4 separate regions of the Mus musculus genome follow, and all the other regions are linked to region 1. Evidence: chromatin loops called from intact Hi-C (ENCODE). Cell type or tissue: heart. All regions are shown on one strand. Region 1 holds the start of Enox2 (ecto-NOX disulfide-thiol exchanger 2). Region 2 overlaps Enox2 (ecto-NOX disulfide-thiol exchanger 2). Region 3 holds the start of Rbmx2 (RNA binding motif protein, X-linked 2). Region 4 overlaps Gm35107 (a long non-coding RNA gene).

Region 1 (8,000 bases):
TGCATAACCCAAATCCACTCGCCTGAAGAGTAACCATCACCCGGCTGCCACCTTAATGCATGAAATAGCATGCTCTGGCAATATTATGCTCATCATAAAAGATAAATACCAAGCAAGTAGTAACACTAATAGAATAATATTTACATGTACCAATTCCTCCTAATTCTAACTAATAAGTAGCTCCACTCTGTCCTTTCCCCTGTCACCTTAAAAATGTGAAAATGTGCTAGTGATGCACCCTTCCTGAAAATGTCACGTTATTTTCTATTTCCTACTGGATTCCTTATATCTAATTACATGAGGTTATAACTTGGTGATGCTGAACATAGTCACACTCTTACTGAATATTTGTCCTTAGATCAACTTAAGACTAATGTAGTTTCTATTTTTATTAGATCAAGTCCTATGCAACCTTAGGTTTGATGAGCTAATCCAGATGTTTTTTTTTTTCTGATACATTCAAGTATGCAACAAATGAACTTTTAAATGTGAGTGAGAGCACCACATAACTACCACTGGTCTATGCACCCCATTTGGACAGCCAATGGGCCTGTGTATTCATATTCAGTACCATTACAGCTGATTCTTCAAAAATCATGCTCAAAATGCTGTAGCGTGCTTTGCTTGGACCTTCCTTATCCTAGACATCTGTACCCAGCTGTGACGAACTGTTCACACTCTACTCTTATAGAGACACACATCGTTCAGAGTGATTCCTTTATCTCTAATGGCTCCTCTCTACCCTTCTTTGCCCTGCAAACTCCTTATTCCCTCAAGGCCTGTCATGTCACCTCCTCACAAAAGACGTTTCCATAACCTCCTCCTCTGATTAGCTACTCTTTCCTCACCATATCACAATGCTGTCTACCTGTTTCCATTCTCCTACAATCTTCTACTCCATGGTACCTCACAACTGTGGTCACCTAGCTCCCCGAAATCCAGTGAGGGTTCAGGCCTTGTATTCGATTGTATCTTCTTGTATTTCACGTGTACTCGGGTCCCAGAGGACATCTAGTAACCTGGGTCCCCTTGAAAAAGCTGAAATGAAATAAAACCCAAAGAACTGTCTACACCCAAATGATGTAAAGGTTGGACATAATTTTTTGTATAGAATCATCTAATTTAGAAAAAGAAACATTGACTATAATTTTGGCAGGCATAATCAACTATGGTTATAACAGTTAATCTAATGTGGTATTGGCAACGACTTTACAGCAGACACACTCTGACACAAAAATCCAAATGACTCATTTGGGTTTCTTCCAGGATGAACAATTGTACCTTAATCTTTCCTTGCCACAGTTGGAAAATCATGAACAAAAATACACATCAGAACTAGGAAACCATGGGCGAAGAGCATGGGCGTTCAAGTCAGAAGTTTGTACATCAAAACTCCACCTCGATTATCTCTAATCTATTTGTCTTTAGATATTTGCTTAAAATACCCAGTTTAGTTTCTTCTTCTAGAGAAATAGTGGAAATAATAGTACATATAAGACTCTCAGACAGTGTCACTAAGTGCTTATGATTCTTGGACATTATGTGGGCTCAATAAATAGGAGTCAATACTGTCTTCTAATCAGATGGTTACAATTCAGGTATTCTGCTACACAAGGACAGCAAACTCATTTCTTATTATGTTTATGGCACTTTGCTTTCTAATTGACAGATACAGGTTGTGGCGAAGATTAGCCACAAATAAAACATCTACAAGACAAAAGTTTCTCCTTATATTTAAACTCACACCTGGAACATACCACCACACTTCTTTGTGTTCTCCAAGAATTGATCTCAAATCAGGTTCCCCTAGGATGAAAAGGAAAATCACCCAGTCTTAATTTTTTTGTCTTTAATTTTATTCAATACAGAATAAATTCAAACTTTGCATATTCTTCTACCTGTCATGTCACTATGATCTCCCAATATTATCCTAGTATTATCTCCCAATATATCCCTGCTGATACCTCTTCTAGAACCATGTGTGCCTCTGTCATACACTCCTTCCTTTTCCATCCCCCACTTCTTATTCGCCAAGTCCTGCATCATCAAGAAGCATTTTCTTCCTCTTATGCTCCTTTTGAATCTCTTTTAAACCACTGGAGCCCAAATGAAAGGCAACCTCTTCCACAAAGCATACTAGGATTGTTCTAAGGAAAGAGTAAGTTTCAAGACGTCAGGAAGCTCTGAGTTAGGCTAGAACTTTTACAAAGCAGCCTCTCAATTCTATCTATTGGTGTTAATCAGATTTTGCTGGAAGCCCTTAATATGCTCCAGGTTTTTAAATGGTCCAATTTGCCCTCTACCCTCACTAGAACACTGTACTGAACCTTAATTGTGTATTTCTCAAAAGTAAGATTCTTTTTTTTTCTGCTTCCTATCCCTTCTGGAAATTGAAGGACACCTTTTCCACTCCAATGACTAGTTGAAAAAGGCCAGTAAAAAGAGATGAGCCAAGAGAAAGAGATTGAGAGAGAGAAAGAGAGAGAGAGAACACCTCATTATCAGGAAGCAGAAATGGAAATTGACAGAAAATCAAGCCCTGGGTTTAGCAAGGAATTTCCACTCGCCTAGAGGAAACGGGGGTGCAGGGTGGGGTCGAGTGGGGTTTGTGTGTGTACTTGCAGTGGTAGGTGCTCAGAGCTGAGCAACAAATTAAAGGCGGGAACAGAGCACCCAACTCCTGCCTGAAGGGGAATCCAGATGCCACTTTTTGGAGGCTCTCTCATCCTAAGAAGGAGCCTGCGCTGGGTGGTGGGGAGAGGGGCGGGTGGAGGTAGGAAATAAGAGAAGAGTTGGGAGGAGGGGGGACGTGCTTGTGCTTTGGATGCTAAGGCAACTGGTGCCTGCCCCCCAACTCCAGTCAAGGCACCCACCACCCATGAAGAAGCGGGCTGGGCGGAGTTAGGCGCCAAAGATTGCGGCCCCGGAAGCACCCTCCTCCCTAGACCCCCTCGGTCCCACAGTCCCCGGCCACTGCCACTCGGGCTTTCTGCCTCGCTGACCTCCAGCTCCCCGGCTACCGAAGCGCTACTCCTTAAACAGCCGCGGAAAATCGGACCCGCTCGGAAGTTCCTGGACCCGGAGTGCCCTCAGGGTGGGGTGTGCCCCACAACTGTCTTCCCAACCGTGCACCTTCTACTAGATGGCCTAGGCCAGGCAATGGGGCCCAATAGCTGGACTCTAACCTACCAGGTGACTATTGAAGCCTCTCCCATTGGCTAGGGCATCAGAGAACCGCGAGGCCCGAGCATGTGTCTTCATGGGAAATGTAGTTTGAGGTCACAGGAAACTGTTATTCCTCAGAAGTATCCAATATTTGCTTAGGTATCAAGGGATGCTAGAGGATTCTGGGAGATGAAGTCAAAATGCTTTCTTCTAGATACCCACAATTCCTCTCACACCAAGCTTCCTGAAAACCCTGAGTTGAAATACAGGACAGTGTTATGGGTATTGTAGTTTAGTGTGCAAGGACCCTCAAGCTTAGGTATAGAGAGCTTGTAGAGACAGATAAATGTTCGAGATTCTTTTGAATACTAGAAAAGTATTTATGTTTTGAGAAAGAATGTTTGCATTGCATTATAATTTGACATTTTCATTTGAAGTCTGAGTATGGTTGATTTTTTTGTTTAAGGAAGAATGCTGCTATCTAGCCTAGAACTGGCTTTGAATTAAGAATCCTACTGCCTAAGCCTCTTCAAATGCATAATTAAACACATGTGCTATGAACATATACATTTCCGTTTTGTTAAGATTAAATTTTTAATTAAAAATATACCTTGTAAAAGTTTGCCTTTTGTTAGAGTCATTAGAAAACTAGGTACTTCTAATTGGGAATTATATTTTCCTTTAGGACTTGTCATAATTAAATATGTAAATGTGATGTGGAGATACCAAAAGAAATCTACTAAATAGATAGGCAGTTAAGCTGTATTCTTGTATTGAAGATTGATGGCTTTGCCATATACTAGTATAATGCTATAGCTCATAACAGATGCACAATACAACTAGAAAAATATCTTACATATCTTCAAGAAAACATCTTTTAAGTAAAACTATGTAACAAGAGACCAGTAAATAAATGGGTGGATAAACACCAGTAGACCCAACTTCATAAAAGACACATTAGATCTAAAAACACATACTAATGCAAACACATTTAAAGTAGGTGACCTTAAAACCCCACTCCCACCAAAAAGCAGGACGAAAACTAAACAGAGAATTTCTAGAGTTTACACAACATCAAAAATCAAATAGACTGAACAGACATCTACAGAAATTACACTCAGACACTAAAGAGTACATATTCTTCTCATCAGCCCATGGAAACTTCTACAAAATTAACATGTTAGGACACAAATCAAGACTGAACAAACAAAGAAAAGAAAATTTGAAATAATATCCTACATTTTATTGAATCACAGTAGAATAAGGGTAGATATTAACAGCAATAGAAACTATAAGAAATACACAAACTCAAAAAAGCAAAACACACTACTGGATGATAATTTGGTCAAAAAACTCAAGGAGACAAATTTTTAATTCTTAGAATTGATGGAAAAGGAAAACAACACATCAAAACAAATAGCACATGATAAAGGCTAGGCTAAGGGGAAGTTTTATAGCACTAAGTGCCTACATTAAAAGCAAAAGAAAACAGAGAGCCAGGTGTGGTGGTCCACATCTTTCTCAGTACTAAGGATGTAGAAGCAGGCAAGCCTCTATGAATTCAAAGTTTGACTGCTTTTCATAATGAGTTCCAAGCCAGCCAAAGATACATAGTGAGACTGTGTTTCAAAGCAAACAAACATTAAGGGATTGTAAATTAATTAAAAGAAAGAGAAAGATGATACAAATTAATAAAATTAGAGATGAAAGGGGAGAAATTACAACAGATAGTGAGGAAATTCAGGGAATCATGAGGACATTACAAATTCGTGTTCCACTAAAAAGAAAAATCTAAAATAAGTGGATAAACTTCTAGATACATATGACTTACCAACCTTAAGCTAAGGTGAAGTAATATAAAGAAACACATAGCAACCAATGAATTATAAGCAGGAATAATAAATCTCCCTGCTAAAAAATTCCCAAGACCAGATAGATTCAGCACAGAATACTACCTGTCCATTAAAGAAGAACTAATATCAATACTCCTTTCATCATCCCATAAAATAGGGAAGGAAAGAACGTTTCCAAATTATTTTTATAAAATCAGTGTTACCCTTATTCTAAAAAGGTGATAAATAAATCCAGACCAATCTCCCTGATGAACATAGATGAAAATACTCAATAAAATATCTAGATAGCTGCCCATCAAAAAGTTATCCAGGAATACTAATCAGGTGTACGCTCAGTGATTCATTAAGTATATCTGATTGGTCCCTTTATATTACTTACTTCGTTTTAGCTCGTTTGGTAAGTCATATGTATCTAGAAGTTTATCCACTCATTTTAGATTTTTCTTTTTAGTGGAATATGAATTTGTAAAATTCAAGAGCACATCAAAGAGTTCATCCACTACCGCCCAGCTGGCCTCATCCTAGAGATACAGAGATGTTTCAACATATGTAAACCAGTAAATGTAACCCATGACCTAAGGAGACTCAAGGGTTGTAACCACATGTTTTCTCACTAGATACAGAAAAGGCTTCTTATAAAATCTAACATCCTTTCATGATAAAATTCTTGGTGTGCCTACCACAGTCAATATCATGCAAAACAGAAAAGACCCAAAGCATTTCCACAAAAATTATGTAACAGACAATGATGTCCATGCTCCCCCTCCCCATTCACATAGTGCTTGAAGTCTTATCTCAAGTAGTAAGAGTAGAGAGGGGGATAAAAGGGATACAGACAAGACAATATACTAATTAGGGGCATATAAAGAAACAAGACCAATGGGTATATGTGTGTGTATATGTGTATGTGTGTGTATACATATATGTGTGTATGTAATATGTGTATACATATACATACATACTTGTATATGTATGTGTGTATATATGGATATATGTATATGCTACTTGTTCTGAGTATGTGTATATGTGAATATGTATAAATTTCCTTCGTGTCTTATTAAAATGTGTGGGCAGGCATATGTAGAAAGTCTATACTCTTTGATTCACTGTTAGTATACTTTTTGACACACTGTTGTATAGCTGGGCAAATTTATGAAGTGGTGGCCCTTTTCTGAAATATTGGTAAATAATGCTTGGTAAATAATGCTGGATGGATTCAGAGAGAAGTTAAAAGGAAAACTTTCAAACTCTCTACAGAGCCAGTATAGACCTCATGACGTTACAGTTAGATTCAGGTTTGCAATGTGAATGTTTGATTTAAATCTTGTCTCAGGATAAGTTGTAGTTTATCTGTAGCTATATTTACAGGCCATTGTGTGCCATGGTAGTGGGCCATCAAGTAAATATTACTATTGAACTTGATACTGATATTAGACTCCAAAGTTATAGTTTTAGCCAATGGACCAATTTGATGCTTTGATAAGTGTAAAAACCCACACTGAGGTGGACAGTCATCCAGAATGGCCTGGGTTATACCTCATTGGAAACACAATGCATAAGAACCCTGGTTCTAAGAGTTTCACCAGGGCTCAGTCTGTAGACCAGCTTTTTTATACACCACATTAAATATTAGTTCCCAAGGTTCACTTTAGCTTTTAGTCAATATTGCAATCACTTTTATTTCTAGAATTGAGACTTAGTAAAAGCCAGGATTATCTCTTGTTTTGGAGTTCATATGCATAGTGATTTTGCTGCCTATAGAAAGGTTATGCAACAATATGAATAGTATGTGTGCTCAATGATTCATTCATCAAGTTGTTTCAATTAATGTGTATGATAATGGATTATGCTTAGTCTAATAATTAGATCTCGGTCTATAGCCAATGACCCAGGCTCATCCAGTATCTCATATCCAGTTTTGTGTCATGTTAGGACATGGTCTGTGGTGTACCTGTGTTAGTAGCTTTGTGTCATTGCGATAAAATATGGAAGACAACACAGTCATGGTTTATTTTGCTCATAGTTTTGGGCTTAATTCTAAAATCAAATAGCACAATTGACTAAAGCTTTTTGGCAAATTCACTAATACAAATGATTGGAACTCTTTCTTTAAAGGATTTATTATTTATTTTATGTATATTAGTAAACTATAGTTGTTTTGTCTTCAGACACACCAGAAGAGAGCATCAGATCATATTGCAGATGGTTGTGAGCCACCATGTGGTTGCTGGGAAGTGAACTCAGGACCTCTGGAAGAAAAGTCAGTGCTCTTAACCACTGAGCCTTCTCTCGAGCCCTGGTTGGAACTCTTAATGAACTGGGAATTTGCATTCCAAACCAGGAAACAGAGAGGAGATACAGTTTTCCATGATTACTTTTAAGCTCAGACCTCACCAAGAACCTCTCATAATGCCTCAACTCCCTATACTGTCACTTTGGGGAAATCACACCTTTACATTTGGATGTTTGGATAGATGGCACATTACACCAAAGCCAAAGGAATGCACTGCATTCCTTTAAAACCACAGCAAATATTTCATCTATGGACAACATGCATTTGTGGCCAGGATTTCAACTGTGAATATGAATAGGACTGGAGATGAATATTTGGCTGGGTTCAATTTGTGATTTCTGAATTTAGTCATTGTTAAGATTTTACCTCCATTAGGAATCGTGTTTCAATGGCTAGTATTGGTCTTCATTCAGTTGACAAAACATGACTCTATTACTGTGATCTCTGCTATTATTTCAATTTTGTTTCTAAGTTGGTTTCTTTTTCTGTTGCTCTGATAAAATACTCTGAAAAAAGCAACTAAAAAAAGAGAAAGGGTTTGTTTTGGCTCGTCATTAAAGGTATAGTCCATTATGACAGTGAAGTCAAGATATCAGCAGCACAAAGAAACTGGTCATCTCACATTAACACCAAGAAGCCACTGAGATAAGTGTATGCTGCTCAGTTCCCTTTCTCCACTTACATATATT
Region 2 (8,000 bases), 270 kb before region 1:
AGGAAAATAATAACTCTTCCTACTTTGATGTATCCTTTATTTCTTTCCCCCACCACCCACACACTGATAACCAACAGGGGAAACCTTAAAGAAGCCTGGAGTTACTGCACACAAAATTTAGGTACCCTTTAAAGCCCTCACTGGAAGGTCTTGACATTATTCTGGCAGGATGTTGCTGGGGCTGGGTGGGGCTGGGCCCTATCTAGGAGTGAAGTTGTGCCCTCCTCCCAACGCTTGTGGTAAAGGAGATCCACTGGAATGAAAGAAGAACACTGTAGGTTACTACAAAGAGTAGAACTCTCATTTCAAAAGCTGGGAATAGATAGTGGATATAGCTACATAAATTTTGGTAGATGTAGTATAGCTATGGAAAAGGAGTCTGAAATTACAGGCTACCATGGAATCCTTGGGGTGAGGCTCCCTTACTTTTTCTTCATTACGTTTCTACCAGCTTTGCATTCAATGACAATGTGTATTATTTTTAACACTAACAAAAAAATCTGAGATGTTTTACTGACATATAATTCAGTATCCTGAACTGTAACTGACCACATGGTCTGGATACTACCATTCCATTTTTCCTTTAACCACCCAGTGGGGTATATGGCTACAGAATAGAATTACTTCTTAGAGGGAAATAAGTAATCAATGCAAGCTAGAACTAACACAAAGGCCACTGGGGAAAGTGTTATCACTAAATTAGAATATGCTTAGTGCATTCACTAAGAAGGCAAAGGGTTCTCTGATTTAACATCTTGGACAATATAATGTCAGGAATCCATACTCAATGGTATTTCCTAGGAGGCCTGGTTTCGTAAAATAATAGTGATACAATCTACAGGGAAGATTAGCTAAATGTTGTTTCTGGGGGGAAAAAGACATATCATGAGCTTATTTGTTTTGAGGAGCCATCAAGAATCTGTCCCTGTTGCTATGCCTTGACTTTCAGGGGAATTGACACTTCGCCTTACTTCATGTGATCTGTGAGCTGTCTCATGAAGATATCACACAGATAAATGGCCCACAGATCACCATCATTATTTTACCTTCCTCAACTGTTCTCAAAGCAGATAGCAGCAGTAGTAATGGTGGGGGGTAGTTGGTGATGGCTAGAGGCCTGGGGCAAATGCTCACCGGTAAGAGTGGAGAAGTGGTTAATTTGCTGGGTATTTGGTAGCTTGCCTGGAAATCAAGGGAAGTAAGTCAGAATCTTCTAAGAAGTAGGCTAGCCAGTTATTTCTAGTTTTCATGGGATTTACTTAGTTTTACTACCAAATATGTCAAGTCTCAGGAAACTGTTCAGTTTTAGGAAAGCTAGGACAGACAGTCATACTATTTCTAAGAGGGAGGTCATACATTAAATCACAGAGACTGGAAGTAAGGGGCACTTGCTTAGAGCCACGAGTAATATGGCTTGCTAATGCCTGAAGAGAGTAAGGTCACCTACACAGAAAAAAACCCCTTCATCCTCTCATCCCAATTTGAGTTCCACACATACCTTATTATCGAGACGATTCAAGTAGGAACAGATGTATTCAATGCTGGCTCCAAATGGGTGGACGTGAAGGAATGTGGAGATGATCCCTGTGGAGATAATGTCCCAGAGGTCACATGGCAGCATGCAATGTCTTGAGATCTACAGATAGTGAGTGAACTCATACAGACAAAAGTGCATATGCACACTATCTGTAAACTCATCAGTATTTTAAGTTTGCATATATTTTATTCATTTAATCTTTTTTAACAACCCCATGGCATAGGCACTATCAACCCCCATTTTACAGATGAGAACACCAAGACATAAGTGTCAGCTGACAACTGGTAGAGCAGGTATATGAACTTAGTGGCTCTCACCACTTCAGAGTGCCTTTCACTCTACAATGTCACCCAGAGTGAAGCCGGCATGTGAGGTCACTCCCATCATTTGTCACCACTGACAACAATTTGAATCCTAGAATCTTAAGATGAATTTAGATTTTGATGTGTGTTTTGGCAATCATTAAATTAGCCTTCATGTTCTTAGGAATTAAGACTGTCTATGAGAAAAATACACCACATACTTATTAACCTAGTGCAGTTGGCTGGGAGAACCTAGGAAGAACAAGGGTGAGCCACAAAATCCATCCGGTGGGTTGTGACCCACTTGGGGAGGCAAATGACCCTTTCACAGGGGTCACACATCCTGCAATCAGATATTTACATTGTGATTTATAACAGTAGCAAAATTGCATTTATGATATAGCAGCAACAATAATGTTAATGTTGGGGGGTCCCTGCAACATGAGGATCTGTAGTAAAGGTTGCATGCAGCATTAGAAAGGTGGAGACCCACTTGTACCGTATTGGGGCTTTATTTTGTGAATTGACCTATACAGAAAATTCAAAATTTTCCTTTACACGGGCATGACTGGTCACTGCCATTGTGTCTTGAGAGCCCCAAATGTGTTCCTAGAACAGAGTTCTTAAAGCAATTTCTAGCTTTCAGGAATGCCTGGGGAATTACCACTCAGTCTAATTCTGGGGTCAGTTGCAACCACTGTCCTAATTCTTATGGATGTCACATTAATTGTTCTAATACTTAATTGGCAACAAGTAGAAAAAATGTTCAAAAACTGTACGATTTATTTTTTCCATGCTTGTGAATTTATCTATCTTTTAAATCAGATCTTCTAGAACTGAACTTCTTAAAAACTACCAGGAAATATAAGTGGACGCTGATTTGGTTTAGAAAGTACAAGTTTTCTGTCCTTTCAGAGGCTGGCAAAGAATAGTACAAGCTGAAATTATAGCTTGAAATTCAATTACTTTTTATGAAAACCTTCCAAATATTAGATGGCAAAGGGTGGGCTGGGAGAACCTAGGAGGAACAGAGGGTGAGTCACAAAATCCATTCAAAAGGGATACTATTACTTTTATCATTTCTTTATTCTTAAATGACCAAGTAAATTGAATTTCTAAGCTCTGATTTGAGTTGAAAAACTTCAGTTCTGAAGAAAAAAAAGTCCATATTCAAAGAAAGTCTAAATGTCATAGCTAAGGAAAAGTATCAAATGCTAAGAAATAAGTTCAGAGGTTTAAAAACACTAATCAGTTTTTGTGGGTTCACATTCAAAGAACTTAGGTTAGAAAGGCGATTTCTCCACCAGCTAAAGACTAAGGTCTTTAAAAAGCAAAACACGAGCTAGTCATTGAAGGATATATTTTATTGTCTCGGGCTATCCATTTGCAGAGACTTCCTTCTCTCCCCAATAATTCCGTCACCATGACAATTTGTTAAAAATTCTGAGTAGAAAAATGTTAAAAAGTTGTTGGAATCTGTTAGAAGTCTCAATGGCAGATCCCCCTGTGCATCATATGGACATATCAAAGTGTTATATCTGAGTATAATACCCACTCCCCAAGAAGAGAGATATACCTCCCAAATATGCAGAAGCCAGTCAGCATGGAAGGCTTTGGATTGTGGGATAGAGTTACCTTGTGGTTCGGCTTCCTAGAAGGAAGCTTGGATTAACCAATCCTTGTTAAAGGACCAAATAATCGGAACCTTGATTCTCCATTAGCTCCCAAATGGAACATAAAGCCAACAAGTATCTGTGACTAGTACTGTAATTGTACTGAGAGCTGACTAAAGTCCTGCATGGGAGAATTACCATGTTAATACTTGTAATACAAGTAACCGCTTCTCCAGTTTGCACAGGGAGGAACTGAATCTCAGCATTAGTGGCATTAAGATTGGAAGCTATGGTTGTCCAATTCTTTAACTGTGCAATTTTGAATTTTCTAGATAGTGAGAACAATTCTAGCATTTATAGTATCCTAGCATACAAGTGTCTAACAAGTTATTGACAGTTTCCTGAGTCATTTGTCAATGTGATATAATGACAAAATAAAATCTTTGTCCCAGTTCTTGGTACAGAGATCCTAAAACCTTTTAGATTTAGATTTTTGCATAGATTATAATTTTAAAACATTGAATCACATGTCTGTCTATCTATCTATCTATCTATCTATCTATCTATCTATCTATCTATCTATCTTATTCACTTATCTATCTCTATCATCTATCTCTCTCTATCTCTCTATCTTACTTATTCATTTATTCATCTCTATCTATCTATCTATCTATCTATCTATCTATCTATCTATCTATCTATCTATCTTATTCACTTATCTATGTATCTATCTATGTATCTATCTATGTATCTATCTATCTATCTATCTAATTCATTTATTCACTTATCTATCTATCTATCTATCTATCTATCTATCTATCTGTCTGTCTGTCTGTCTGTCTGTCTGTCCGTCCGTCCGTCCGTCTGTCTGTCTGTCTGTCTGTCTCTCTGTCTGTCTATCTTACTTATTCATTTGTTCATCTATCTATCTATCTATCTATCTATCTATCTATCTAATTCATCTGTTTATCTATCTATCTATCTATCTATCTATCTATCTATCTATCTATCTATCTATCTATCTTACTTATTCATTTGTTCATCTATGTATGTATGTATGTATGTATGTATGTATGTATGTATCTATCTATCTATCTATCTATTTTACTTATTCACTTAACATCTGGCTCACTGCCCCACTCCTGGCCACCCCCTTCCACAAGGATTGGCCAACACAACAGTAAGACTAAGATGTGATTAAGAGCATGGAGGGCTCTCTACCTTCAAACCACACTGACACAATGAAACCTCCATAAAGACATGACAGCATTCAGAGAGATTTCCAGTTGGTGAACACAGAAACATGCTGGGAAGGGAGCAGAGCAAGGCCATACATGGCATAGAGGCTTGACTCCTTTTTTCTTCCTTTCTTGCCCTATGTATCTCTTCCATCTCCCCAGTCCTGCATTTCACCCTCTACAGCAGGGTTCTCCCCTAATGCTGTGGCCCTTTAATATAGTTCCTCATGTTGAACTGACCCCCAACCATAACAGTACTTTAATAACTATAATTTTGCTGTTATGAATCTTATGTAAATACTTATATTTTCAGATTGTCTTAGGTGACCCCCTTGAAAGGTTTTTTGGAGCCCTGAAATGAGTCCCAACCCATAGGTTGAAGAACTGCTGCTCTACAATATTCTGGCAATAGTTCACTACTTCTTGGAGCTCTGGGAATTGCGCTAACAAGTTTGAGAATCTGGTGAGTGGGGTACTGGGAATTTCCTGACTTTTAGCAAGACAGGACAGAGTGTGGGTGACTTACTGTTATAGTGTGCATGTGGAGTGATACCCAAAGGTTCTTGTGATAAAGCCTAAGTTCCCATCCTGTGGCACTATGTGGAGGTAGTAGAACTTTGAAGATGTAAGGCTTGGTGGACATGAACGCATGCTTTTTGAAAACACAGCAGGTTATCAGCCCCCTCTCTCTTGTCTGTCATTTATCCTGGTCATGAGGTAAATGATGCTGCCACATGTTGCCATTCTGATGTGGTGCCTTGGTGTAGGCCCCGAAGTTCCGATTGTGCCAACCAAACATGGACTGAAACTCTAACACTGTCTACCCAAATAAGCATTTTTTTTTCATAAGGGAATGTTGACCAAACATTTGGGGATCTGACGTATGAGTCTGGCATCTAAAGTGAGGGCTGATTTTTGAGACTCATTTGTTTGTTTGTTTATTTATTTATTTAATTATTTATCATCTGGCTCACTGCCCTACTCCTGGTCACCCCCTCCCACAGTCCTTCCCCCATCTCCTCTCCCCTTCTTCTTTGACCAGGTGAGGTTTTCCCCGGTATTCCACCTATCCCCACCCTGTTACTTCAAGTCTCTGTGGGGCTAGGTGTATCCTCTCCCACCGAGGTTAGACAAGGTAGTCTAGCTAGAAGAACATATCCCATGGACAGGCACTAGCTTTGGAGACAGATACTGCTCCATTTGTTTGAGACCCACATGAAGATCATGCAGAATATCTGCTACATATGAGGGGGAGGCCAAAGGAGATAGGAACTCCACAGGAAGACCATCAGAGTCAACTAACCTGGACCCTTGGGGTGCTCAGAGACTGAGCCAAAATCAGAGATGTTGTCTTTAAACCTGTGGAATGTAACTTCAACTGAAGTTACATCAGAGTGGAATTTAATAAAGCTATCAGATACTTACTTGGTGTTGGAGACTTGGAAAAGTAGTATTGCAAAGAGCATGTGTTGTGCTGAGAAGTAGAGACAAATACCCCTTCATCTGCATCAGAAGAGCAGACACTCGCTACTGAGGCTCATCTGAGAAAGCCTTTCTCACCAGTGTCTGGACTAGCCCTCTGAATGAATGGGCAAGGACTCCTCTCTCCTTATAGAGCAATTAAAAGCACACAATGTGCTTCTGTACTTGACCCACTCTCAGTATAATACTGACTACAGCACACTTGGGATGACAGTGGCTACAAGGAACCAGAAGTGGTTTGGAGCTCTTAAAAGTTTTTGTTGTTGTTGTTGTTGTTGTTTTGTTTTTTTTTGTTTTTGTTTTTTTTGTTTTTTTTTTTGTTTTTTTTGAGACAGGGTTTCTCTGTGTAGCCCTGGCTGTCCTGGAACTCATTTTGTAGACCAGGCTGGCCTCCAACTCAGAAATCCTCCTGCCTCTGCCTCCCAAGTGCTGGGATCAAAGGCATGCTGCCTGGCTCTTCTTAGAAGTTTTAATGGAAATTTTTTCCTTGATCTTTCTTCTCATGTTTAAAACTCTTGTACTGTCATACTTCATACATGCTTGCCAGACATGTTCTGTACCTTATGGGTTGTGTGTGTGTGTGTGTGTGTGTGTGTGTGTTGGTTTGCTTACCCACTAGCAGTGCCTCACGTTCAGATTTGACAGGATTGCTGACTGCGGTCTTCTCAAGAGGTTGCTCACCTTCTTGGCTTGATGCACACAGTCTAGAACCACAGTTTTCCTGCTGGAATAAAAGGCTTCCTGGGTCAGTTAACCCTATTTGTCCAAAGAGTTGATTTCAATTAATTGTACAACATATAACTTTGATTAAAAGATGAAAGGTAAGGTCTAATTATGTTGCCTAGTAACAACAGGTGGACTTCACTGTGCCCAGCAATAGGTCCACAAAAGCAACACAGTACCATTAAAACAACATAGTCCAGTCTGGGTTGCTGAAAATACAAATTCTAAAAACACCACAGATAATCCAAAGTACCCTTTAAAAACATTTATTTGGTGTGTGTGTGTGTGTGTGTGTGTGTGTGTGTGTGTGTACATGCCCACACACACCATGCTATACTTGTGGAGATCAAAGGACAACTTTCTGTATTGATTCGCTCCTTCTACCATGTGGTTCCTGAGAACTAAACTTTTGTTTTCAGGCTTGGCAGGAAGTACCATTGCCATCAGAGCCAAACCATCTTTATATGGTGTCAAAATGCACAAGGATGTAGACATTTATCTTAACCAGTTATGTTTCTCTGGCTGTATTCTTAGGCTATATATAAGTAATCGTGGGAAGCAAACTCCACGCCATTGTGTATTACATATTAGGTATTGCTAAACACATATTATCTCTATCATACAGGTGAGGTAAGCAAAGAAAAGATAAATTGGGTAGGTTTGCTATATTTGCATTGTTGGATAATGGAAATGGGGTGGTAACATTTCATCTCAGGTTATATGCATTCATATGAATGCATGAGTATGTTGATTCATATTCTCATCTTCCTCCCTCCCCCTCTGTCTCTCTCAACATTAGATCCACATTCTGCTCACGGGAAGTCCCACATCTGAGTAGAGAATGTACATCCATTCTACTCAGGTATCAATGCTGGCTTTTGAACTAGAAATTAGAACATTTATCTCTAGACTAGAGACTCCGTTTCTCGTTTCTCTTCTCTGTTAAGTTAAAGATCAGTTAAAATCCTTCTGACCATGAATAAAGATATCAACTGCCTGTCAGTTGCCATCTTTGTTGTTGAGGCTTTTTCTGAGTGTAGCAGTTTGGTTTTATGAGATACTCAGGTGAATTTTATGCCCAGCAGGCACTGTTTGTGGCTCTTTC
Region 3 (8,000 bases), 590 kb before region 1:
GCTCTAAGTTTGACTGAAAGATGGAGAATGATCAAGGAAGATGTCCAATGTCAAACTCAATGCACATGTCCACCACATGCACGTGACTGAGCATACACAGGCATGTGCACCACACATGCTTATGCACATGCACTCATGATTTTGGTTGCCTGTCAGAATTTGAGGGTAAGATACTATTGCTAAAGAGACCATAATTTTTCAGTTTGATCAACTACCTCCCCTTTATAAAATAGCAAAACCACATCACACTTTGTCCTCCTAGCCTGCTTCACTCTTCCTTTATAGCACTTGTTGACATGGGTGTATACTTATACATTCATTTTCTATCTTCTTTAATAAGAATACAAGCTCCACAGAGGCAGAAACTCTGCTTGATTTGTTCATTGTTATATCTCCAGCATCTAGGGTAGTATTCAACATTTAATAGATGCTTGTTAAATATTTGTTGAGTAAATGAATAAGTGGCAAAGGGAAAGAAATGCCAGAAATGCTCTTCCAAGATAACAGCAATAAAAACAGACGTGGTATCTGGATAAAAATAATTATAATTGTATAGATAGGGACCAATGGTAAACAAAGGCATCTTTTACCTTCTATACCTTGAGGGTGTATGTAGTGGCTATTCCTGGTTGTCAACTTGACTATATTTGGAATGAACTACAATCCAGAATTGGAAGGCTCACCAGTGACCCTTATCTGGAGGCTTGGAGATCCTTATCTGGATCTTGATATGGAGATCTTGAGCCATAGTGGCTATGGATTCCAGAAGATTGAATCTCCGAGTTTAAGGAAAACACCTTTAATCTGGGCTACACCTTTCATCTGGGATGAAAGGTGTGGTGGAACACATCTTTAATCTGGGCTACACCTTCTTTTGGAGACAATATAAGGACATTGGAAGAAGGGAGTCTAGCTCTTGCTCCTTCGCCTGCTTGCTGTGTGAGGCTGTGTGAGACTGAGTAACTGCTAGATCCTTGGACTTCCATTCACAGCTGCGACTGAACAATTGTTGGGAATTGGGCTGCCGACTGTAAGTCATCAATAAATTCCTTTACTATCTAGAGACTGTCCATAAATTCTGTGACTCGAGAGAACCCTGACTAATACAGTGTACAAGAGCAGAACCTCACCTACCCGGATCTGGCAGTGTTTCTTGGGGATAATGTAAAGGATATTTTGAAGTGCTACATAATTCAGAGGTAGGAGCCATCACCAGGAACTTGAAGGAATGGAGAGATTTTTTTTAAGAGAGAAGACTGAATGGGGCTTTGGAGTTTAAGCAGGTTTCAATCAGAGAGAGGATGGTGGCTGAGGGTATGTGTCTTCATAACACAAGTGTATAGTTTGCATAATATTTGTGACTCAAGAGAATGTAGGCAAGTGGAAGCTAGATGAATTTAAGGCTTTGTGCACAGGATCCAGGAGAAGATAGGAGTTAGGGCAGTTATGATGAGAAGTGAAAGAGCTGGAGGTGATAATTATTTGTTATCAGACTGTGATTTCAAGAGATGTGACTCACAGATACTGCAGTAGCTCTTGGTGATTGGGCGAGGATTCTAGTGGGGAGAAATAAGAACAAACGGTGAAAATCCTGCTTTTGAACCTAGGAAATCTGGAAAAGAGCATTTTCAGGGCTGCAAATAGGGAAACCAAAAAGGGAAACTGTTTTGGGGTGTGTTGTGGTGATAAGAAGAGACCACTGATTAACCAAAACTTTCAGCCATTTTGTTAATATGGAGACTACCTTTGAATTCTTTAGCTAGCACTATATGCTACATACAGCAAGTTCTGAATGAGTGTTATTGATGGATATCATCATGGATGGTAAACCAGTTTCCTTCTCTCTAGTGGTAAGGCTAAAGGTCACTTTGGGCCTTTATCCCCTTTAACTCAGACTTAGAGATATTTTCCAGGCATCATAACTTATCAGCTCCTACTGACTCTTCCGCAGTGATCAAATTTACAGGTCCAAGTCTGACTTGCCATTTATAGCAGTGCAACCAAAGGTCGCAGAAAGTCTCTAGTACTTGAACATTTGGATTTTTTTTTTTTTTTTTTAGCGTTTTCAGTTTCAGAACATCTCTGCTGATTGGGTATGTTAGCAGGTAGAGACAGGAGGATTGGGAGTTTAAGGCCAAATTGTGATATATATATATATATATATATATATATATATATATATATCCCTGACTCAGACAAAACAAAACAAACCCCAAACCAATGAGCACTTCTGCCAACCCCAAAAGTTAGTTAGGAATACTCCTCATATTCTCCACATAACTGATCCTTCCATTTTCTGGCCTAACTTTCTCTCATGCTCCAGCTTCCGTCTGAAATACAGATGACTGAGCCCCAGGTGGAGCCCCAACTCTCTTATTTCACAATTACCAGAAGACACTAGCAAGACAGTACTACCTGCAAGCTTATCGCTTTGCAAGTGGCTACTTTAGCCCTACCAACAAAGCCGATGGAGATTTCTAGGAATGGATAAAACCCCATATGCAATCTGTCACTGTTTAGTTTTCACTGGCAAGATTATTTGATGAAGTTAATGAATAGCAGGGTTGGAGGGGAGGAGAGGGGGCAGCTGCATTAGAGCAAGGAAGTCAAAAGCAGTCCCCAGTTCACAGACAGAAGAGGAGAAACTTTCCTTGCTGGGCAGCTTTTGCTTCTTGCCGGAAACTGGTTGTAGCTTGAGCCACTTGATGGGACACTTAACATCATCAAAATGCTATTATGGATGGCCTAATATCTGGTGCTCTGAATAAGGCTCTCCTAGACTACTCATCACTCATCTCTGGACCTTCACTTTTAGAACATTATGGTTCATGACCAGATGCTGATAGAGACATATGCAGGATGAATGAAATCTTCTATATGGGGTAATATCACACATTATGTGTCATCATGTTTTCTCTTTGTTAGGTAGCTAGACAGACATTAGTAAGTTTGGAGGATGGGCCCCTCCATTAGAATAATCTTTCCTTTCTTTAAGGTTTAGAATGCCATATGTAAAGGTGGAGGTATCAGAGCCTTGTTAAAGCTCATTAAGAGAAAGTTACTTCCTCTTGTTAAAAGAATGGATTCTGAGTTCTACCTCTGGCCCTAATGATGGAGACGTAATATTCTGATCAGCCTCAAAAGAGAATATTACATGTTGTCTCTTACCTTAAGAGTTCCATACTGCCTCTAACCACAACATTTGGGAGGCAGAGACAGGTGGATCTCTGTGAATTTCAGGCCAGCCCGCTCTACAAAGTGAATGCCAGGAGAGTCACAAGCTCTATAGTGAGACCACGTCTCAGGGGGAAAAAGAGAGTTCCATGCTTCTGAATTGGTAGAATAAATATTGTGAAAATGGGTATACTTCCAAAATTAATTTGCAGATTTCATGCAACACCTTTCAAAATTCTGATGTATTTCACAGGTTTAGAAAAATAACACAAGAATTGATATGGAACTACAAAAGACAATAGGTAGAAAAGAAATCCCAAGGAATAAGAACAATGCTGATAGCATTATAGGACCTGACCTCAAATTTTACTATAGACCTATAGTCATAAGGACAGCCTGGTATTGCTATAAAAGTAGACATTAATATCAATGAAATAGAATAAGAGAATCCAGAATAAAATGCCAAAGCTATTCCTATTTAATTTTTGACAAAGGAAGCAAAAACATATATTGGGAAAAAAATAACCTACTTAAGAAATATGCTGGAAAAACTGAATTTCTATCTGAAGAAGACAGAAATTATGTGAGTGCAAGTGCCCACAGAGGCCAGAGGAGGATCTTCTGAAGTTGGAGTTGTGAGCCACCTGTTTTGGGTGCAGGTTCTCTGGAAAAAAATCAGCAAATGGTCTTAACCACTGAGCCACCTCTCTAGACCTTCAAGCTAATTTTTTTGAAGCTCAGTTTTTTTCCTCTGTAAAATGGGGATGGTAACTGTATTTCATGGGGTTGTTGGGCGGTCAGCCTGGTCTACAGAGCGAGTTCCAAGACAGCTAAGGCTACACAAGGAAACAAACAAGAGATTGAATGAAAAATGCAAATGGCAGAAAGTGAGCCGCCCCCTGGGAGGCAGAGGTTTAGGGTAGGGGCAGGGTGAGGAGTGCTGGGAGGAGCCAATGGTGTGAGCCTTAGCCTGGGGTTTGAGATCTAACAGAGATAACGTGCATAAATTGTCTCTCATTCACAACCTTTAAGTTCTCTAACTCTTTAGTTGATAGGTACTAGTTTGACAATGCTAATTTTTGCCTGCTTGTTTATACGTGGGCATTTAATTCCGACTGGCAGAGGAACACAGGGTCCCCCCATCGCTCTCCATCAAAAAGGGGGCGGGGACTGACTTGGGAACTGTCCCTCCACAGGAGCGAATGCCTGAGAAAGCACCTTCACCTTACTGCGCAGGCGCCAGGGCTTAGCGGGCCGGAACTTCCGGCGGAAGTTCCGCCTCGCGGGCCCCGTGCTCCAATCTGAGCTGGGTGTTCGGGTCGCGGGAGCGCTTTGGAGCCTCACCCGGAAGCTGTTGTCGTCTGAAGCGAGCCGCGCGAAGATGCGAATATGAAGTAAGGATTCTGTTTCTCTGCGGATAGGGGCGGGAGTGTTCTCCGCGGAAGGGAGAGTGGCTTGAGGATGGCCGCCCAGAAAGGGCGGGGACCGGTCCTCGCCCTCCGGGCCTCCGGGCGGGAGAAGCTCGGTAGGGAGAGGGCGGGCTGGGAGGAAAAGTACTTATCGCACTTACCGGCTTGCCTGCCACCCGCGCAGCCCTCTGACTAAGGTGAAGCTGATCAATGAACTGAATGAGCGAGAGGTTCAACTTGGAGTGGCGGAAAAGGTGTCTTGGCACTCGGAATACAAGCACAGCGCCTGGATCTTTGTTGGTGAGGTCCCCATTTTTCTCCAGCAGTGCCTTTCAGAGTCCGCCCCGTCCCTTCCCCTCCCCTCCCCATCCCTCTCCATCCCTCTCCCCTCCCCTCCCCTCCTCATCCCTCTCCTCTCCTCTCTCCACCCCTTCCCCTCTCCTCCCTATGCCCCCTCCCCCGGTTATTTAGTGCCCCTGGTCATCGCTTCTGAACAAGCTCATCACCTCACACTCTGGAAGCTCCTCTGCTCACAGGTCCACTTTTCAGTTGCCTTCAGCGCTTCTTAGAATTGGTATTTGCCTTTCATTCTATTCAAAACCTTGCTACTTGGCTGCTCAGAGACAGTTCATTCCACAGTCAACCTATCACGATGTCAAAGAAACGGAGGCGCAGACAGGTTACTGGACTTGCTTAAGGTCACATGCTGCAGCACTTCAAAACTGTGGGGCTTGTGCTCTTCGTCACGGTCACATACCGATCGTGTGTGTGTCTGCCCTTCCTCACAATGATTTTTCTCCTCTCCTGGGCTTCTGCTCCTAGTCCTTAGCTGTACCGTGATGTACCTGGTCAGACATTAGCTGGATTTGAAGACATTAAGGCTTGATTCAAAATTAGCTTTACTCCGGCTGAACATTTGAAAGGCCACCTGAAAATGTGACAGGATCAGGGAAAGCTACTTCTGATGAAAAGAATAGAGTCTGGAGTACACCCCTGGCCCTGGGTAGATACCAGGACATTTTCAGGAAACCTACATGTTACATACTAGTGTGCCCCTTCCTTCAGACATAATCCAACAGAGCTTTAAGTCATCTGGCCAGTAGACACCTGTCAGGAAAGCTCAGTCACCGCCAGACACGCTAGGGACACGGGAGGGAAATGATCCCCAGTGCAGGTGGTGCTGATGTCCGCCCTAAGTCTACCTGCTGCTCTGAGGCCTCGCTGAGCCCCACCTCTCCCTTTCTTTCTGTTCTCTGGGTGCTGGCGGAAATCCTGAGCCTGCTTGCCCCTAACACGCTGGGCTTTCTCATCTCACATCTAAATGTTTTCCTGTCCCTTTGCGGCTACTGCTCTGTCCCCATTTTTGTGCACTCCTGCTTGCTCCACCTCCTAATTCTGAAGGCATGGCTGCCAACCCTTCTGTAGCTCCCTCCTCCCTCCTCCTCCCGGTAGCTGGCGAATCTTACACCTTGCCTCCCTATCAGCTCTCCCTCAAATGCTAACACAATGGACCTCAAGCTTGCCCTTTAGTCTGTTTTAGAATTATTTTACCAAGATTAGAGACTGAGAGCCTTTGTAAAAGGGGAACTCTTGAGTCTCTGGGGACAATATTACCTTTCGTGTATTCTCTTTATGTCACAACCAAAATCCCGCAGTTTGCCTTTTGAAGGGATTGTGTTAAGCACTTTATATGCCTCATTTTAGTTTATTTCCATAATACTCCTGTGAGGCAAATATGTTAACGTCCCCTTTTTGCATATGAAGGAGAACATTGAGGAACATGTGAAAGGCTTCCTGTGAACCGCTTAGCACTTTCCTTGATACATCCTAGTTTGCACGTGGGGGGCAGTAACAGTGTATTGAAGTCAGTGTTTATGAAATCTGAGTCTTGTGCTGGAAATCATGTGCTTTATAGGACTTTGGGTATGAAGACTCAATGATAAGATTAATTTGGTAATTTATGACCCTAGCCTTTCCCCTCAGAGTTAATTAGTTTTTTTCTTTTTCTTTTTTTCTTTTTGAGGCACAGTTTCGCTCTGAAACTCACTGTGTAGACCAGGCTTGCCTCGAACTCAAAGGGATCTGAGAGCTAATGACTTTTCTTCCAGACAACTGTCATCGTACCCACTCTGTCATTGTATTAGGCTGATAATTTCCAGATCAAGGCTTGTTTAATCTGCACCTCCAGTGTCTGGCCTAGTGCATAGCATGCAGTGAATGCTTGATTAATGCTTGTTAAACTGGAGAATGTGTGTTTTCTTCCAGGAGGGCTTCCTTATGAATTGACAGAAGGCGACATCATCTGTGTGTTCTCACAGTAAGTCCTCTGTTAGTTCCTATCTCCTGGATGCATGGAACAGTTTGCTTCCATAGTGTATTTTTGTAACAGCAACAAAGCATTTCAAGCTGGGTGTGGAGTTGTACACCTCTAATGCCACTAGACAAGTGCCTGAGATAGGAGGATCACTTGGGGTCTGCCTAGGCTCCATAATGCATTCCAGGTCAGCCTGCACAACTAAGTGAGATCCTGCGTCAAAAAGCCACCAAAGCTATTTTAATTCTAGGGATGTCTAATGACATCCCTCCATGGGGAAGGCTAGACCCTAGATCAGTCCCAGAGAGTTACCCCATGGGAGATCCCAGAGCTGAGATCGTTTGAGAGTCTGTCCCAGGGATTTTAGTCCATTTCTGTCAGTTTTACTAAGCCTTTTTCAGCGTGGGCTTTCATTGGAACAGACTGGGATTCTCAGGAAGGTGCAGTGTTGCCCTTTTTCTTTGGGTTCTTGAAAGCTCTGGGTCATCCATGATCACAGGGCTCTCTGAGCCTTACCTGTGTGGCATTGGGCCAAACAGAAGTAGACCTTGCCTGCTAGGCTTTGTCAGCACTGCTGAGTTGTTCTTTGAAATGGCTTTACTAATTTCTACTCTAACTGGAATGCCTATTCACCCTTTATTTCTCTGTAGAAAAAGCTGTCCTATAGCTCTCTGTAGACCAGGCTGTCCTGCAGCTCTCTGTAGACCAGGCTGTCCTGCAGCTCTCTGTAGACCAGGCTGTTCTGCAGTTCTCTGTAGACCAGGCTGGCTTTGATTCAGAGATCTGTTTGCCTCTGCCTCCTGAGTGCCAGTATTAAAGGCATGTGCCACCACCACCCAGTTCAGATCTTGATCAAAGTTACCTAACTCTAAGGTAGGGGATTAAATTTGGTTTTTATTGGGATAATATTAACATTTTTTATTAACTTTCTGGGAGATTCTAACATCTTTCTGATAGTGAGTCATCCAATCTAAGAAAAATAATGTATTTTAAAAAAATGCATGTTTATGTCTTTTGGAGATTTAAAAGAGTTCTTCATATAGGCTATGTATAGTGCTTGGTTAGTAGGTGTACTTGTAAGTATTTTGTCCTTTTTTTGCTGA
Region 4 (8,000 bases), 390 kb before region 1:
CCATAACCTCAACCTTGAGTAATTTCCCCAGAACTCTCAAACATTGTTCTTGGCTGCATCTCTCTGTCTTGAACAATGCTTCCTTCTTTGGAACTTGGACATTGGTCCCATTCTTTCATCCTTATTCGGTTAGTTTAACTCTGGATCTGACTTTAAGCAGTGGCTTCACCCTTTGAAACCCTGGAAGTGGTAACCCTCCTAGTCTTTCCCTCTAACCACTGCAACTTAGGCACTAGCCCCATCCCTCTTACTCCTGTGACTTGGCCCTGGCTTTTGACCCTCAGCCAGTATCCCTACACTCCTAAACCTTGGGGTGACACTTTACTCTAAATCCGGGAAGTATTCTGACACCCTTGAAGCACTAGCACTGATCGAGTCTTCTTACTGGACTCAGAAAGTGAGGCATCTAGTCCATCCTGGGTGACCGACCCTTCTCCGGAACCTAAGAAGTAGTCTCAGCCTGTTCATCTTGGGCAATGGCTCCTCTGTCTGGAACCCTGGCTCAGATTTGGGCAGTGGAACTTTTCTCCATAGCTTTGTCTGTTCCCCAAACCCCTTTGTCCCGTGCTGTGGCCCTCCTTTCTGGAACTCACAGTGATCCCTGCCCCTGAGCCTCTGTCTCTATGGCTACGGCCTCCTGAACTCTGTCAATGTGTTTAGCCCCACAGCCCTGGCTTTTTACTTTCAACTATGGCAATGTTTCCATTCCACTATGTAAACTCTAGGGTCGTGCCCTTTGTAATGCAGTCAGTAATCCCAACCCCTCAGGTCTTGACAGTAGCCCTGTCTTCTGGAAAAAAATCAGTGATTCCACACACCCAGACCTGGGCAGCGGCCTCTGACTTTAAACATTATAGTATTTTCCTTACACGAGCCCAGGGCAACGACCCTGTTCTCTGGAACTCAAATGATGGCCTTTCTTCCTTAGTGTTAGATGTGACTCTGAACTCTACTGACTCAGGCAGTGGTCATATGACCTCGGTCACACATTGTGCATCCTTGCTCTGAAACTTTAGCAGTAGTCAAGGAAAATAACGCTGTATTTTGTTACAAGTAGCTTGGTCCTCATTTCTGCCCAGGGCCTCAGGAAAAGCACCATTAACATTCACACTTACAAGTGACAACTTTAGGACAATTGTGGTCATCACTTTGCATTACTATGGCAAAATAACTGAGATAAACAATGTAGTAGAAGGATTATTTGGGCACACGTTTTCAGAAGTCTTGGCTCATAGTTGTTTTGGCCCTCCTGATGGGCCTGTAATGAGTGTTCTGGTCAGAGAGTTTATAACAAATAGAGGCTCACCTCAGAGTGTTTGAGAAACTCAGCAAGAAAAGAAGAATCTGGGAACAAGGCATACCCTTTATTATTATTATTATTATTATTATTATTATCTTTAATAATTTTTTACAGTCCAGTCATTATCACCCTCCTGTTCTACCCTCTGACTGTTCCCCACCCCACCCCATTTCTCCTCCCCCGTCTCCAAGAGGATGTTACTACCCCCACTCCCACACACCCCACCAGGACTCCCCATTCCCTGGGGTCTCAAGTCTCTCAAGGGTTAGGTGCATCTTCCCTAACTGAGTCCAGACCCAGCAATCCTCTACTACATATGTGTCAGGGGCCCCATATCAGCTGGTGTATGCTGTCTTGTTGGTGGTTCAATGTCTGAGAGAACTCAGGGGTCCAAGTTAGTTGAGACTGCTGGTCTTCCTATGGGGTTGACCTCCTCCTCAGCTTCTAGTCACAATTCCAGTGATTTACTCCTCTAGGTTCAATCTTCTAACAACCCATTCAGTCATAAAACTATCAGTAGATTAACCACATTCTCAAGTCTTGTTCTCAGTAGTGCTATTAACTTGGAATCAACCTTCAACATAAATCTTTTGTTCAGACACTCCATACCCAAATTACAACAGCAGTGTAGGCTTTTATTGTGAACTTTTTATAGTCTCCAAACTATACCTAATCCCAAAGCCCTTTCCACATTGAAAAGTATTTGTTACAGTGGTATCCTTGTTCCCGATCTATGTTAGTGTCCCAAAGTTGTCGTAAGAAGTAGACTGATATACAATGAGTGAGCTAATCTAATAGAAACTTCTCCTCTCACAGTCCTGGAGTGCACGAGCCAGGAATCAAGTAGGCCACAATCGTCTGAAACTTGTAAAGTGAGAACATTGCTTTTCCCTAGCATCGGATGACTTGCCAACAATCTTTGTGTTTCTTTTCTTTCTTTTTTTTTTTTTACTGTTGCACAACTTCAATTTTGCTGCCTTTAAAAATTCCCAGTACATGGAACTCTGGTTATATATGTCAGTTTTCATATAGCACCTTCTTGTCAAAGTATCACAGCTGGTGGTTTAAGGACTTGCCATACTCCAATATGACCATATAGTAAGCAATTATACCCACAGTGTCCTGAGGTTTTATATACTTCTCAGCACAGAGAAGAGCCTAATCAGGTGAGGTGGGTTGCCAAGCAGGGGGAACTCAAAGCAGGAGCAGGATGGGGAGGGTATCTTTTGTACAGAGTCAGATGCAGGACAATGGAAGCTAGATCTTTAGGCTTGGGAAATCTTGATGAGGGAGTCTGAGCAGGGGAGGAGAGTGTGTGAAGAGGGTTGTCAGTCAGGTCTCTGAGCCTAAACAGAGTGAGCAAGTCATTGTTGTACATGGGAGGTTAGGCATCTGCTGTGGGTTTTCAGAGCCCAGGTAAGGGGGGAAAGTCACCTATGAAAAAAGGGGACCTTTCGTGGAGTGCTGAGTTCCACGGAAGGTGAAGAAATTGGCTGCATCTGCAGCTATCCTAGCATCGGTCAGAGCATTTCTGGGACAGTGGGTAGGACTGCCAAGATCTGAAAATTGGGTTTATATAGGGAAATATTTTTCTCATCTTAAATATTGAGTGATTTGGATGGTACTGGTATCAAACTGAAAGCCAGAAAAAATAATATGAACTATATTTACAACTGATTTTTTTGCACATTTCAAAATAGAATGGAACTAAAAGCTGAAGGAAATTTGGCAAAATATAATTCTAGAGACGTGCGTGGTATGATCACAATTTCTTATTATGATGATACTCATAATTTTGTATGTAATTTAAAAATTCCAAAATAAAAACAGTTAAGAATTAACAGTACTATATGCTTACTGTAGAAAAAAGGACAGTAAATAACTTATAAATTCTTTGTCTAAAAACAGTAACACTGGGTGTATTTCCTTAATAATAAGTGAATGACCAAAAACAACTATTCTTTATGTTGTAAGCCTTTGATAGGAGGGTGATTTTTTAAAGCTACAGTAAGGGAAATCATTTCTCTTTTTTAACGTTTAGAGGAAATAAAATCATTTAGATTTGTAATGCTGAGTGCCTGGTCATTTGTCAGTCACTATTTGAGCCACTAGAGGGCGCACTCTTATCAGAGGCCATTAAAGTTCTAAAAATACAATTCTGTAACAGGTTTTTGAAATCTAAATTAAAAAAAAGTTTCAAATAGCCTCCCATCCATCTTCTAACACACCAGCATGCTATCCTGACATATTTTAAAAATTTATTTTGCACCTGTTACTTCTTTCGTGGGTTCTGTCGTCTCTCACATCGTGGCTGTCAAATACTGTACTTTCTCATTCCAGTGGAATTCTTTTTGTTCCCAGCGATGCCAGACGCTGTCTTGAGGCTCTCTAGGTTCTTCTCCCAGTTTTCTCATGTTGACATGGAAGCGAAATCGTCGTGACTGCCTTACCAGTCCTGGATAGTTTACCTTCACATGGTAGCTATGAAACTATTTGGTACACTAAGCCTGACAAGTTTTCAATAACAAGATAAAGAACACTCGCCTCATTTTAAAGCCAAACCAGTCTTGATGTTGGAGTGGGAGGGCAGGTGCTGAGTTTGTGTGAGGAAGTTTCTGGGACTAGCAATCTTCCTCTGGAAGACTTGGCTGTGACACAAGCCCATTGGCAGAGACAAGCCCATGGCAGGCAGCACTCTGGTGCTATGGTAGCCTTGGCATCCAGAAGCAGCGTCAGTAAGACTTGTGCTGGTCTGCTGAAATCCCAGGATTCTTCAAGTACTTCATCCTAATTTCACTAAGTTTTAAAAATCTGAACCTATAGTGAAGAAAACCATATCTACTAAATGGAGGCCTTCCTTATTCTTCAAACTTTAATTTTAGTATCTCAGCACTGAGTTTTCAGAATCTTTTACAGTTTGTTGACTAATAATACTTGCTGATATTTCCTAAATACAAAGTGGCCAGTACTTTGCGGTATGATGTGATTTAATAATGTGGTGAATATGTTTATTTTTCTATCTGACAGATGAGGGAAGAGAAACCCGGGGATCTTCATTTATTTAAAAGCTTAACTTAGAGGATAAGATCAGTGAACCAGTGCTGCTGCTGTTGAAGGAGAAGAAGAGAAAGAAAGTAAGTAGAGGGGGATCGGATAGAATAAGTCTCTTATTCTGAAGGGAAAGGGGACACACCACAGGGTTGTGAGCAGAGACACTGGAGCTGACATAAAGGCCCTACAAGGTCTTTTCAGCTGCCTGTGTTGAGACCAAGAAGACGGTTAAGCGAGAGATCAGGAAAATTAGGTAAGAGCTATATTGGCCATTGCATATATAAGGCCATTGTAACAGCATACTAGATACTTTAAAATGACAGAGATGTACTCATTCCACAGATCTGGAAAGTACGTCTGAAGACAAGGTGATCTGGGCATGCTCCCACTCAGAACTGTGCTAGAGAATGTCTATCCCCCGTTCACCATCCCCCATCCATGTCTCCCACCCCTCTTTGGCTTAGCACAATGGAGGCAATTGACTTTCTTTTTTTCCATGACTTATTTTTTTGTATCATCACAATCTCTGCCTCTGTTTTCATAGAGTTTCTTTCCTGTGTGTCTTCATTCACAAGGCCATGTCCTCTCTGTGTCTTTCTCATCAACATGACAGCACTGAAGGGCTGACCGTGCTCCAATATGACCTTGCTCTAACTTGACTAATTACCATTCATTATAAAGAGGCACATTCTGAGGTACTGGAAGATAGGCCTGTTCAAGGCTATTAGCTCCTCCCGCCACAGACAGAGCCTCTCTCCTGTCCCTTCCCATTAATATGAACTAAAAAACTGTGAGCCAAAATAATTCCTTCCCGTCTTAAATTGGTTTGTCAGGTAATTTGGGTCAGTGATGATAAAAATAACTAATGTGAATGTCAGCATACAATGGGGAGCACAGTTTAAATCACAACAGAAGGCTGCTGCGGTCATCTAAGAGACAAGGGGGCTTTGAGTTATAGTGACTGAGAAGAACTGATCTAGTTTGAATATGGGTAAACTTAGAACCCAGCCATGGATGATGAACTAGGAGCAGGCCTACAAGGAAGAGAATAATCAAAAGGGATGCCAAGGTGTTTGATTGGAGGATCTAGAAGGGAAAAGTTAGTGACAATAAGAAGTGACAGAGGGATGGAGGAGAGGATTTAGGTACAATCACAGTTCAATTTTGAACAAATAACACTTGACATGTCTACTGATCAGTAACTCATATGGGGCCAGGCTCCAGGGAAGAAAGGGTTTAAAGTTAAGAGTGATTCTAGAATAACTGAAAGCTTGTTTGTGACTTTAGGCATAAAGCTCCGGCCGTGACTGATTGCTAGGATATACATGGAGTGAGGATGAGGAGTCGAATTGACCTCCGTCCAGATTCTGAGGGCCAGGACGTTATATGGAGTTTAGTTTTTGAAATAAAGATTACACACACACACACACACACACACACACACACACACACACACACACACAGAGTATCGTTTCCATATAGGTATTGAAACCACTAAGAATGATGGCAGGACTTGTCAAAAGCAGAAGTGAACCATAAACTATAAGCATCAACAATAAGGGTCCTGAGGTTATAGTATGGAAAGTAATGCAGTGGGTGCTAAGGCAAGAGATTATGGACAGGCATGAAAGGGAAGGGCAGGTGCAACATGTTCTACCTATGAGTCCAGTAGTCCATGGTGTGTGAAAACACAAACAACCTCTACTTTGACGTTTAAGGGGATTGTTCAGAAAAAGGGACAGAAAGCTAGGGTTTTAGGAGGTCAAATAAGATTAGAGGAATTCATTTCTATGAGAGTGACAATGGATGACTTAAGCTAAGTGAATTTTTTTGTTTTGTTTTGGTTTGGTTTTTGGTTTTTTAATCAGTTAAGTTAATAAAAGCATTTAGAACAACATAGCAAGTTCTGAAAACATCTACTGGAGGCAAACAGTCAGTTTTAAAGGTAGGTTTGCCCTGAGGCTGGTGTCTTCTGTAGCAAATGAATTGTTAATGGAGAAGGTAGATTGGTGCTATCTCCAGGAACATGTAACTTTCTTATGAGATGTGCCAAAAGAAGACTTGATTGTACTATATGGATTGGGTTGGGCCTCCTTTCAACTTTATTGAGCAGTTGGAATCTTCCCATCTTGTCACTCCCTGTCCCTTCCTTTGTGTGGGAGGAACTGGGTCTTGCTATGGTGCCCAAGCTAATGAATTCAGGTGCTCCAGAGCACATCCAGCTTCAGTCTCTCAGTTAGCTGGAACTTTGACTCTGAATCATCATGCCTGGCTAGTCTCTTTTATTTGCTTAGTTTGCTCATTTAAGATAGTATACTCATATTTGGTTTGTAGAAATGATATATGATCATTATAAACTATTTAAGGAATGGAGGAAAGCATAAAGACAAATTCTAAGACACTCAAATAACTCATTAACATAGGGTGAGCTCCCTCTCAGACATACCTGTGAATTTCTCCATTTGTAATTACTTTATAGGACCTCAAGCTTTTTTGAAATTATTATTCTGTTGTTACAGTTTAAATGCTACAGATTTATTCCAGCCAATTTTTTTTTTTTTGCAAATGGGAAATTAACTTCTAGAGAAAGGAGTTATTCAAGGCTACCCATTTAATCAATTAAGCCCAAATCTATTGACTTCTTGGTTACCACCCTCCACCCCAGCACACACACCCTAGGGGTGGCATCCAGGAGCCATCCTTTCACATGCTAAGCAGGTACTCTGTTACTGAGCTATACAGTTCCAGTCTCCTTGTCTTTGATGTCTATATGGCATAGACCCAGTTCTTTTGCCATATAGTTCTCTGTGTAATTAATTTTGTCTTTGAGTTCAAAAGTCCACTCATCCAATCATTCATTTGTCAGGCAAAATTGTTAGGCAATGGATCTATAGTGGTGAACAAAAGAGACAGGGTCTCTGGCCTTGGACAGCCATGTGAGGCTTACAGTCTATACAGTACAAAGAAAGTATGTGCTTAACGCTATACCTTTCTCCAATGAGACAAAGGCCCACATAACAATGCATTTGTTTATAACTCCAAATTCTTTAGTAATGATAAGGACCTAGTGTTAATTGTTTAATTTAAATTTCACACCACTAGGACAATACCGCAGCAAATGAGTACTTGAAAAAATAGTATTAACAAAATTCATGAGATACAGGCAATTTCTATAATTTTATATCCTTTTGATTATTTTTGTAACATCAATTTAAAAAAATGTGTGTGTTTTTTGCCTGCATGTGTATTTGTGTAACATGTGCTTGCAATGCCCATGGAGGCCAGAAGAGGGCATTAGTTCTCCTGGAACTGGAGTTAAAAGAAGGTTGTGAACCACCCTGTGGGTGTTAGGAATGGGACCCCAAGTTGTCCTGTCTCTGCCTCCCTTGGAGCTCGGGTTAAAGGCATTTGAGGGGAACATTGGCTCCTTATATGGCTGCTTGGATACGAACTCTGGTCCTAATAACAGTGGAGCAAGTGCTGTTAAACACTGACCTGACCCATCTCTCTAGCCCCTGAAATTGGGTTTTTAATAATAGAACAATTGTGTAATGAATGCAAGAATTTAGACAGTACAGGTTCCTCTATGTAGTGTGAAGAATAAAAGCCCCATATACTGTCTATTTTCCTGTTCCAGATCAGAGGAGGA

Evidence for each region. Peaks named below come from ENCODE experiments on the same cell type or tissue, not always from the same donor. Only the 100,000 strongest peaks of a DNase experiment are listed, where the experiment ranks them.
Region 2: a loop joins it to region 1, with 2.0 times the contacts of the local background. A loop is called at or near these places in 2 of 42 quality-filtered maps.
Region 3: it touches region 1 in a loop (3-fold over the local background); 6 of 42 quality-filtered maps call a loop at or near these places.
Region 4: a loop joins it to region 1, with 4 times the contacts of the local background. A loop is called at or near these places in 6 of 42 quality-filtered maps.

Annotation. Positions count from the first base shown.
Region 1 is chrX:49,285,099-49,293,098 of GRCm38, forward strand. It overlaps Enox2 (ecto-NOX disulfide-thiol exchanger 2), which reads right to left and starts at 3,144. Exons shown (of 16, transcript NM_001271447.1): 1 at 3,003-3,144; 2 at 1,747-1,806. Gm39513 (a long non-coding RNA gene) reads left to right here and starts at 1,818. Exons shown (of 2, transcript XR_882305.2): 1 at 1,818-3,192. In heart, no CTCF peak of the experiment used is centred here; a DNase peak (open chromatin) is centred at 3,173; H3K4me3 peaks cover 1,336 bases; H3K27ac peaks cover 869 bases.
Region 2 is chrX:49,011,999-49,019,998 of GRCm38, forward strand. Enox2 (ecto-NOX disulfide-thiol exchanger 2) reads right to left here. Exons shown (of 16, transcript NM_001271447.1): 13 at 6,785-6,896; 14 at 1,499-1,584; 15 at 1,135-1,182. Among named protein-coding and RNA genes, the nearest start is that of Gm35107, 130 kb to the left of the region's middle. In heart, no CTCF peak of the experiment used is centred here; no DNase peak of the experiment used is centred here.
Region 3 is chrX:48,690,553-48,698,552 of GRCm38, forward strand. It overlaps Rbmx2 (RNA binding motif protein, X-linked 2), which reads left to right and starts at 4,452. Exons shown (of 6, transcript NM_173376.3): 1 at 4,452-4,568; 2 at 4,768-4,883; 3 at 6,849-6,900. The coding sequence starts at 4,564. In heart, no CTCF peak of the experiment used is centred here; a DNase peak (open chromatin) is centred at 4,439; H3K4me3 peaks cover 1,667 bases; H3K27ac peaks cover 665 bases.
Region 4 is chrX:48,896,299-48,904,298 of GRCm38, forward strand. Gm35107 (a long non-coding RNA gene) reads left to right here. Exons shown (of 4, transcript XR_391673.3): 3 at 4,328-4,434. Among named protein-coding and RNA genes, the nearest start is that of Gm35107, 15 kb to the left of the region's middle. In heart, CTCF peaks have their summits at 3,403 (motif pointing right) and 7,636 (motif pointing right); no DNase peak of the experiment used is centred here.